2 separate regions of the Homo sapiens genome follow, and region 2 is linked to region 1. Evidence: chromatin contacts called from ENCODE Hi-C or POLR2A ChIA-PET data. All regions are on one chromosome and are shown on one strand. Each heading gives the region's core, a stretch centred on a gene start or an enhancer-like site at or near the end of the contact. The rest is flanking DNA. Distances are from core to core; before and after follow the strand shown. Region 1 overlaps MAP3K4 (mitogen-activated protein kinase kinase kinase 4). Region 2 overlaps MAP3K4 (mitogen-activated protein kinase kinase kinase 4).

Region 1 (5,275 bases), core at 1,294-3,793:
ATGTTCACAGCATCATGAATGCGGATAGCTAATAGTCTACTCTAGAATACAGAATGTGATACAGGCAGTGATTTTTCTGTCCCCACCAATTGAACTATATACTTAACAAGAGTTTCTGGTTTGTTCCTAAATCTATTTAGATCTTTACTTTTTAATTGTGATTGTGTAACTCAGTAGACTATTATACAAATCTATGAAATGTGAGTGTGAAAGAGAATTGTAGCTTCTACATAAATTAACTTGGAATGCTTTGCAAAGTGTCAGTATAGGTGAGTAACATTAAAAAAAAATTGCCTTCAAATTAGGTGTAAGAGAGAACTGTGAAAGCTTAGGAAGAAAAATCATGAACATCCAGAAAAATCGCTCTACAAAAGTCTTTAAATTCTTGTTCTATTTTAGAGAAATAGAGTGGAGATTGTAGATGATGCATTGTGCAACATCTGATAAGCCAGAGAGTTGACTCGGAACTTCCATCAGTGGACCCGCACTAAAAGACAAGGCTGTAGCCCTCATTAAAGTAGTGGTTGATTAAAACCCACTCATGGGTTTAAAGCAAAAATAAAATGTAAGGTTTGTATGTGTGGCAGTTACATATTACAGTTTAACAAACCATACCAATGTTTAACAGCTTAAAATAAAAACCATTTATTAGCTGTCATGGTATTGAGTGGTTTTTCTGCTACTTACGGTGTTGGCTGCAGAGCAGGGACAAATGGAGATCCAAAATAGCCTCACTCATAGGGTTAGCAAGTTAAGTTGGTGCTGGCTGTCAGCTGGGAGCTCCCCAAGTTTGGGCTAGCTAGCTTCTCCTTCATGCACTTCTCCACCTAAGTTGGGCTCCTTACCTGGTGGCTAGCTTTCCCAGCAGTACACAGGTGGCCTTCTTAAGGTTTAGGCCCGGGACTGGTCCAGTGTCATTTTTGCTACATTGCTTGGGTTAAAGCAGTCACAAAGTCATTCCACATTCAAGCGTAGATATGCAGGTTTGTGACCATGAGGAGGCCGGTTTCATCAGGGACCCCCAAAGTAACAGCTGCCACAGTATATTTTTTTTGTCTGCATGTTTCATTGTTAATGTTTTTGTATGTATGTTTAATTAACTGTCCAAGCACAAGTTCCAGTGGCATTGGATAAGACTTCTAAATTAAAGTGTTTACAAGAAAACAATAATTTGATTAAAACTTGTATTCTTACTAGTAAGTGTGGGGGCGTAGGGATTTCATTATTGGCAAAAATCAACAATCCTTCATTCTTGTAGCCTTTAAAAAATATATTTTAAAAATAGTGAAATGTTATTGTATTTTAAAAGGATTTGGATAATGATTAAATCCAAAGTATAGAAGATAAACTTACTTGATTTGTTTATTCAATCAGCAAGTAGTTTTGAACACATAATCTGCACCAGCCACTGTTCTAGACACCGGAGAAGCAGTGGTAAGGATGACAGGCTCCTGCTCTTCAGTAATTGTTGGGGAGATAGCTTCTTATTCATTTCCATAGGAAATCTTTTTTTTTTTAAATCTACATTTGTTTTAAAAAGATGAATTTTCATTAAAAAACAAGTCTAAATGTCTATCTTGAAAAATAAGCAAGATTAGTTAGGTTTGTAAAGACCCTATGCTCTGAAACAGTGCAAAAGTTAGATAGTACATGTTGGATAAGCTCGAGGTTTGACCGTTCACCTGGAGGTGAGCTGATAAATGTTCAGCTGTAGATTGATGATAAAGATAACTAACATTGATAAATTGACTCGTGTAATATGGATAACTTATTAATAAATTGGCTCTTGTAGTATGAACCAAACATACAACCTCAAACTGAGCTTAGCTCCCTTTGATTAATACTTCAGGCCAAGCAAGCTATACACATTGTTTAAAGAAAAAGGAAACCTAGAAAATCTATCCCTTCTGCCTATGTCCCTCCTCTCTTTCCCCCAATAGCAGAAATCTCCCTAATACTTATTACCTAATAGAGAATAGGTGGAGGTGGATGAGAGAACTTCATACAGATGAATATTATACTTCACAAGTGGTTAAAATATCCATTTATTTCGAAGGATGTCGCTAAATGAAGTGTTTTGGGTTTTTTTGGCGGGGGTGGTGTTGGGGGGCAGGGGTGGCTTTTGCAGAACCACAGATGTTTTCAGACTCATCTAATCCGACTTCATCATTTTACAGATAGCTATTTCAGGCACCATTGTGGTTTACCTAATATGTCAGAGCAGAACTATTTAACCCTAAGTAACTTGAATTTTTGTTTTGTTTTCTTTTCACACATTTTTCCTCTAAAACCTACACCAAACTCCCTTGGGTTGAGTTCAAGACATACTTTGCCTAGACCAGACTGTAGTGTAATAATAGTACTTTAGCAGGGTTTTATGGTAAAAGAGTGAAATGTTTTACGTGACTGTCAGAAGTTTAGTACCAGAAAGACATTTCACATTTGCATGTTATTAAACACAAGTAAGACAAATGTTTCAGGGCAGCTGATGTAGACCTTGTACTACTTTGCTCATCCCAAATCATTGGTATACATGTAAACATTCTGAACTGGTCGGCTGACCACATTAGCTCATCTCACATGAACGATTACAAAATGAGGTTTTGGATGCTTACGGTTAGTTAATTGAAATGATGCAAGTTCTTTTGAACTTACCACTAGTATTTTTCTGGATTTTGTGTATAAGTGTTTTGTTTGTTTGTTTGTTTGTTTTAAAGAAAAAAGAATAAAACTTTGCTTGATTTCTTTCCCTCCTATTAATATGTTACTTCTAAGCTAAGGCCCTCAAACTAAGTTTTCTCTGGCTGCTTTTAATATTCTTCTCTTCGTCATTGGTTTTCAGCAATTTGGTTATGATGTACATAACAACAGACTGGGAGTTTTCTTTATAGTTCTTTAGCTCAGAGTTTGTTGGATCTGCGAGCTTATGGTTTTCTCCAGATTTGAAAAATTTTCAGCCCTTCTTCAGAGATTTGTTTCTGTGCCTCCCTTCTCTAGTTTTGGACTCCAGTAACACATGGTTAAACTGCTTGATACTGTCACACAGGGCACTGGTACCCTGTTTTTTTATTTCTCCCAATCTTTTTCTCTCTGATTCATTTTCAATAGTTTCTGTTGCTGTGTCTTCAAGTTCACTGATGTTTTTCTGCTGTGTCTGGTCTGCTGTTAAACCCATATTTCAGATATATTTTTTATCATTATAATGTCTACTTGAGTCATTTCTGGTCTGTTTCTTTGGGTTTTTCTCCTGGTTTGGATCATATATTTTTTTCTTTGGTATTTTTGTTTGTTTGTTTGTTTGTTTGATTGAGACAGGGTCTTGCTTTGTCACCCAGGCTGGAGTGCAGTGGTGCCAGCTCAAGTGATCCTCTCGCCTCCGTCTCCTTGAGTAGCTGGGACCACAGGTGCATGCCACCACACCTGGTTAATTTTTTGTATTTTTTGTAGAGATGGGGTTTTGCCATGTTGTCCAGGCTGGTCTCAAACTCCTGAGCACAAGCAATTTGCCCACCTCAGCCTCCCCAGGTGCTGGGATTACAGACATGAGCCATTGCACTTGGCTGGTAATTTTTTGATAGGATGGAAAACGTTGTGAATGTTATTTATTAGGTGCTAGACTCTTTTTAAAAGAAAGTTTCTTTAAATACTGTTGGATTTTGTTCTGACATGTAGGTGTTACTAAGTTGCTTGGATGGAATGTAAACCAGTATCTTTTCCAACAAGTGAGAATACCATGTTGACTGCATTAAGTAAATCCTAAGAAAATATTAAATTCATTTTAATTACGAATTATAAGTATAGTGGCTGGTAGTACCATATGACATTTTCCTAACTCGTTTTCTGTGATGCTTAATGGGTAAGGAAGGATAAAATATACTGTGTTTTGTCTTATTTTAATATTTTGTTTATGACAGTATTCATCTTCGTTTCAGTGTGATTTTTAAATGTTTACTGCTAGAATAATTAGATAATTTAGAAATACTTTGAAGTCAGTAGTTGTTCATTGTGTCTATGTGAATGTATAAGGATAAGACAGATGACTTTTGGTTTTGTAATAAATGCAGATCGGAAAACAAGGGACTGTTAGCTTCTATAGAATTATTACAAGGATTTATTCTTGTACTTTTATTTGACAGTACAGCCACATTAATTTTTCCATGTGTAGAGAAATAATTTGTCTACAGTTGGAGGTTAGCACAACACAAATATTCTTCTGGGTCCCCAATGTAAAGTCTTCATAAAAGTTAGCCTTTTTATTATATGTACTTTCTTAGACCCTCTTTATCTGCTAAAGCACAGGACTCAATTCCCATGGCATGTAGATCCCACAAAGGTACTTCTTTATTTATTTTTAAAAAATCAGCTGTGCTTGTCTTTTTAGATCGTGACGCTCCTCAGGTCGGGGGGCTTGATATTTGGATCACTGAGGTTTGATATTATCAGTCCCTCCTCACAACAATTCTCCTCCACTTTCACTCTGCATTGCATTAATTCATCATCCACACAGTACTGCTAGATACTAGCAAAACAGACCATTTTATATTTTTCGTAGCCCTTTGTTTCCATTACTTTAATTTTAAAAACACCTTTACAACTGAATTTCCTGAAATGGTTAGAATGTAGACCTTTAAAATTCCAGATTATTAGTCTTAATAGTCTTAGAAAGATTCAATAATGGATGCTTCACCCACCAGGACGGCTGAGACATGGCCTTAGCTTCTGAGTTCACATTCCTCCTCACCACAAAGGATGTGTTTTGAAAGAGATTTTGTTTGCTATTTCGTATCTGACTTCATTTTTCTAATTATCCTGTTATTCACTGCTGTCTGGCTTTGATGTATTTAACTGACTAAACATTTATGCTATAGTTTCCTGGCAGTTACCATTCTTATGTGTTAAGTGCATTATTATGAAAAGCACTGAATGAGAGCCCTATGCTGGACAGTCCTGGAGATTCAAAAGTAATAAAATATAGTCTTTTCTTAGTGTTTCCTTTAAGTATATTAAGTGTGGAAATTAAATGAAAACAGAAACCTTATAATATTGAGTTCGAAAGAATTCAGCAGATGTTTCAGATGTTAAAAGTGCTTCCAGGCCTACACCATGCTCAACTCCTAGGTGAGCTTCTCTCTTAAGGTGAAGCAGATAGATGAGCAAGAACTCAGGTTCCCTCACTGAGCACAGTGACCTCCCAAGGCCTGTGATATGAATGGTATCAAGCATTTAGTGAACACTTACTATATTCTGACTCTTTTGTTAAGTGTACATTATTGGG
Region 2 (4,940 bases), core at 1,274-3,773, 51 kb after region 1:
TCCCCCCAGCTCCTTGAGTGTGGGCAGGGGGAATGGGATGGTTAGGCTTAAGCCAGCTTTGGGGTCTTGACCAACAGGTGAGATGAAAAGACAGTAAGGGGCTGCAGGGTGCAGGCAGCAGCGGGGACGCCAGCATGCTGATAGCAGTGCAGTTGAAAGGATAAGCCCATGGGATCTGAACTGAAGCCAGAGGAAAGCGAACAAAGGAGGGGGTTGTGAGTTGCAGAAAGATGAGCAGTCAGTGGACTGGGTTCCAGACAGGGCTAAAACAAGTTGCAGTGGTAGTGGTTGAACAAATCTCCTGGAAGGAGGAGAGGGGGCTTTATTATCAGGTGTTTGAACTGGTGATTTGGGGGTTGGAGCAGTTCTGGCAATGACAAGATCCAAGGTGGAACCCCATCAAAAGTGGAGAAAGGGCCACTGGAGATGGAGGCAGTCAGGAAGCTGGACTGAAGAAGTGTTCGGTGGGTTTTCCGCATGATGCTAAGCCACGGCAGGGTGGCCGAGCCCGAGATGGAGGAAAGACTGTTAGATGAAGGCCGATTAGAAGTCCATAGGTGACAGTCTGAAGAGGGGGCCAGTGGTGTGGCTGATGACGTAAATCTTAAAGGGGTAGGGTCTTTTGTTTTGCTTTCTAAAGAAGAATATATACAAATTATGGTTTAAAAGGAGCAGTTGGAGCCGGGTGCGGTGGCTCTCGACTGTAATCCCAACACTTTGGGAGGCCGAGGCTGGTGGATCACCTGATGTCAGGAGTTCGAGACCAGCCTGGCCAACATGGCAAAACCCCGTCTCTACTAAAAATACAAAAATCAGCTGGGCATGGTGGTGTACACATGTAGTCCCAGCTACTTAGGAGGCTGAGGCAGGAGAATCACTTGAACCTGGGAGGCAGTGGTTGCAGTAAGCCAAGATCATGCCATTGCACTCCAACCTGGGAAACAGAGCAGGACCCTGTCTCAAGAAAAAAAAAAAAAAAAAAGCAGTGGGAACAGGAGGAAGCTGACTTTGCAGCCTTTGAGTGCATAGAAAGACAGAGAGTTGGCCGGACGCAGTGGTTCACGCCTGTAATCCCAGCACTTTGGGAGGCCAAGGTGGACAGATTGCCTGAGGTCAGGAGTTTGAGACCAGCCTGACCAACATGGAGAAACCCCGTCTCGGCTAAAAATACGAAATTAGCCAGTTGTGGTGGCGCATGCCTGTAATCCCAGCTACTCAGGAGGCTGAGGCAGGAGAATCGCTTGAACCCGGGAGGCAGAGGTTGCGGTGAGCCGAGATCGTGCCATTGCACTCCAGCCTGGGCAGCAAGAGGAAACTCCATCTCAAAAAAAGAAAGAAAAAGAAAAAGACAGATAGTTGCCCCTTGGGGGCCGCAAGGAAGAAGCTGTCCTCAGGAAGGAAAAACACGGAGATGGGGGAGCTCACCAAGAAGTGAAAGGGCGGTTCTGAGCCTCGTGTTGAGGACTGTAGACCCATGAATTGCAGATTCTGCACACACAACTCTAGTCATAACAGACCCAGAACTTCAGAGTCACACCACACACCTGGAGGATGGAGGACTCAGACACAGTGAACGATACAGCAGAAGACAGTTGTCTTGAGATAAAGAATAGACTTCAGATTTGCCTACTGAAAGTTATTACTAGATCTCAGAAAAATATCTTTCCCAACAATGAAGTCTGAGATGTAGCCTGGTGAAAACACTGAAACCTAGGATAGAGAAAGGAATCCTGTAAACATCTGAGTGTGGACACCCGAGTGTAGTCACCTTCAGGATGTGGGAGAGCAGTGGTGGGTGGGCGCTCAGGTTGGCGACAGACTGCTTCACGCTGAGTCACACTCGGGGTTGGAAGGGAGTGGAGTGATGTCTGAAAAGTTCCGAGAGAGAATGTGTGACTCAAATATCTCCTACCCCGTCAAGCTATTCTTTTAAGTAAAGGAGTCCATAGACAGGGTTGTTCTAGAAGGTGGCCATTGCAAACCTGTTGAGAAAAACTGCTTGATAGTTGAACCCTGCTGACCACGGGATAAATCTAAAGGAGGATTTAAGAACGGGAAAGCTGTTGTAATAGGACTTGTGGTGGGCATAAATCCCACTTCAGAACAACTGGATATTTTGGTTTTAGATCATCATTTATATGTTGCAAGCCTTGAAAACATTTTATCACGCAAATCCGGATGTTAGGAAGGGGTGGTGCGAAGAAGGGTGTTGACGTCCTCCTCTCTGCACATAAGGCACCATTTCAAGCTAAAGTAGGTCATTAAGTGAAGATCCTAACCTCTTAAAGGAATAATGTTGACAGTACATTCATAATGAAAAGTTCTGGGTACTGTTCTTTTGATTTTTTCCCCTTTATTGTAGATTGTGAACATTTTTGTTGTTAGGATTTTGAAGGGGTTGTCAATAATATGTTAAATTGCTGGGGAGTTAGTTTTGTGATTTTTTAAAAAATCCTCATTTAGACCTCAGCTAACAGTGGTGAGAACCTTGCTTCTGTCGGTGCTGCGTGCCTGTGACAGCCCCCGGCCCGCCCCCACTTTACCCTGCTGATGTGTAGCTTTCAGGTGAGAGCGCTGAGTTGCCAAGTTCTACTTTCAAATGTCTCCCTTTACTTTTTGTGTTTTAAGGTGTATTTTGATTACATGAGAAGCTGGATCCAAATGCTACAGCAATTACCTCAAGCATCGCATAGTTTAAAAAATCTGTTAGAAGAAGAATGGAATTTCACCAAAGAAATAACTCATTACATACGGGGAGGAGAAGCACAGGCCGGGAAGCTTTTCTGGTAGGAATCCTTGTGCTTCTGAACGCGACGCTCCCACCTTCTCACTCTCACACCATTTACTCACTGATTCTCTCCTATGTGTTTGTATGTTTAGTTACATGAAAATTGCAGTTATCCATATCTCATATGTGCACCCTCTTCCAAGTTTTGAGTGGTGTTTCTCAGTCAGGGGTGATTTTTTCCCCTTGGGGACATTGGGCAGTATCTGGAGACACTTGATGGTCATGACTGGGAAGATGCTCCTGGCAGCGAGTGGGCGGGGGGAGGGAGGCTGCCGCACATTCACGGCACACAGAACAGCCCCACAACAGAATTATCCACTCAGATGTCAGCTTTGAACTTGAGAACTTCTGCCCTAGAATAAACTCTTTTTCCCCCTAATAAAAGGAAGGAGATTGTAAGTCCTTCAAGAGTAGAATATACCCGCGTATATCAGTCTTGGTGGGGACATGCAGAACTTAAGAAGTATTTTAAGCATTTTTACTGCCACTGTTTGGGGAATGTAGTGCTCATCACAGACTCTCTTTATGAATTGGGTGTATATAGGGTGAAGGAATAGAAGTGTAAACAAGGGGGAATCATGAAGAGAGCAGTGCAGAGTCGCAGGGCTGGTCTGTCAGTTCTAGGAAATGAACATCTTGCATGCAAGCTTGGGATCGCTGGGCACAGGCCGCGTCTCCGTGGTCTTTGCTGGTGGCCACTGCACCTCGGACTTGCTTTGGCTCAGATGAGGATCAGTGTCCTTCTGTGCTTTAGATTCTGCTGCTGTCTTTTGGCACCACCTTCTCCCACTTGTCTCATCAGGCATTTTATTTTTTCTGTATCCCTTTTATAAAGTCTCATTCATAAGAGCATGCCTATTCTAGTCCTAGACCCCATTGCATTTTGTCTCTTGTATTAGAGCAGCAGCTTCTGCTGCCTACCCTGTCTCCTGGTCCCGTCAGCGTGACTTCTGCAGGACTCTAGCTTTAGCTTTGTTCTTGACTCTGCCGATTTCTCCTATGTTCAGTCTCGGAATCTCGTATCCACTTCTCTGTTCTAATGGCCAGTTCTTTTTACATCCTCTCTCTTTATTTGGAGTGGACAGTGAACTTGCTCTCCTCTCATAACTCCATCCGTCAGGCTGTGATCCCCAGGCTGTCTTTGCTTGTCTGTTCAGCTTGGTGCCCATAGTCAGCCTTTTTAAAAAAGGCATTCATTGTCATTTGCAACATGTCTCCCCCCTTACTTTTCCATGATTCTGCTTTGCCTAATTCCTTCTGTTTGCATTTTCTGTTTCCAACCTGTCAAGCTTTGTTGAAGAAATGTTTTTAAAGGTTACTCTTTAGTTTCACTACAAATTCATGTTGTTTAGTGTCACTGTACCCTCACTTCCTCTTGTCAGTCTTTGTGTTTCTATCTTTTGCTTGTCCTTCAAATTCCCTAGAGTGCAGTCTCTGGCCTTTGCTTTCATGATCCTCGCCCTGAGAAGCTCCAGGGCTTTTTCATTCCCCCTTCTTGTGAACAGTCCACTTTTATTCTAGTTCTGGACTCCACTGCATTTTATCTGTTGTATTAGAGCAGCAGCTCCGGCTTCAAACACTGTTTCTCCCAGGGTCAGTCGGTGTTGGAATCAGCGCTGACTCCTTTGTTTCCTGCACACACTACCTCGACTCTTTTTGGGTGCCCTTTGAGGGTATATCCAGAATCTGACCTCTGCCTCTCAAGCACTCCACACTTCCACTCTTCCCAGGTTGTCATTTCTCACGTATGTTATTGCAGTAGCTCTCTAAACAGTCTCCCTACTTCTGCCTGAAGCCTCCTAGAGTTTATTCTCAACACCACAGCCTGAATGGTCTGGTTAAAGTGTATGTCAGACCATTGTCTTCTCTCAATTTCCCAGTGGCTCCCCATCTTACTCAGGAAACGTAAGACTGCCTAACAATGGCCCGCAAGGCCTGACATGGTCCTATTTCTCATTACGTCTTTGTCCTCCTTCTAGACCCTCCTGTCCTGTGCTCGCTTCCCAGCCACAGTGGCTTCCTCACTGTCTCGGGCCAGGCATGTTCCAGCCTTAGGCCCTTTTCACCAGCTGGCCCCTCTGCATGGAGTGCTCTTCCTCCCAGTTATTTTCATGACTTGTTTCCCCACTTCCTTCAGGTCTTTATCCAGATG

The links. A loop is a pair of places that touch in the nucleus more often than their neighbours do. ChIA-PET counts read pairs that join two places held with the same protein, here RNA polymerase II (POLR2A). Pooled maps may share reads with other maps.
Region 2: a map of CD4-positive, alpha-beta memory T cell shows a loop between it and region 1 (2.5-fold over the local background). The contact joins two enhancer-like sites. A Hi-C loop is called at or near these places in 2 of 168 maps with a recorded cell type or tissue (CD4-positive, alpha-beta memory T cell and endothelial cell of hepatic sinusoid) and 5 of 50 pooled maps. POLR2A ChIA-PET finds 5 or more read pairs at or near these places in 6 of 52 experiments (CD4-positive, alpha-beta memory T cell, T-cell, activated CD4-positive, alpha-beta T cell and 2 more).

Annotation. Positions count from the first base shown.
Region 1 is chr6:161,027,153-161,032,427 of GRCh38, forward strand. All of the region lies in intron 1 of MAP3K4 (mitogen-activated protein kinase kinase kinase 4), which reads left to right. Among named protein-coding and RNA genes, the nearest start is that of MAP3K4-AS1, 37 kb to the left of the region's middle. RefSeq lists an enhancer at 2,260-2,359. Within about 2 kb of position 2,544, at least 2 of the 41 ENCODE cell types and tissues checked have a DNase peak (open chromatin) inside an H3K27ac peak, as active enhancers do.
Region 2 is chr6:161,078,253-161,083,192 of GRCh38, forward strand. It overlaps MAP3K4 (mitogen-activated protein kinase kinase kinase 4), which reads left to right. Exons shown (of 27, transcript NM_005922.4): 6 at 2,629-2,786. Among named protein-coding and RNA genes, the nearest start is that of AGPAT4-IT1, 81 kb to the right of the region's middle. RefSeq lists an enhancer at 1,246-2,445. Within about 2 kb of position 2,524, at least 5 of the 41 ENCODE cell types and tissues checked have a DNase peak (open chromatin) inside an H3K27ac peak, as active enhancers do.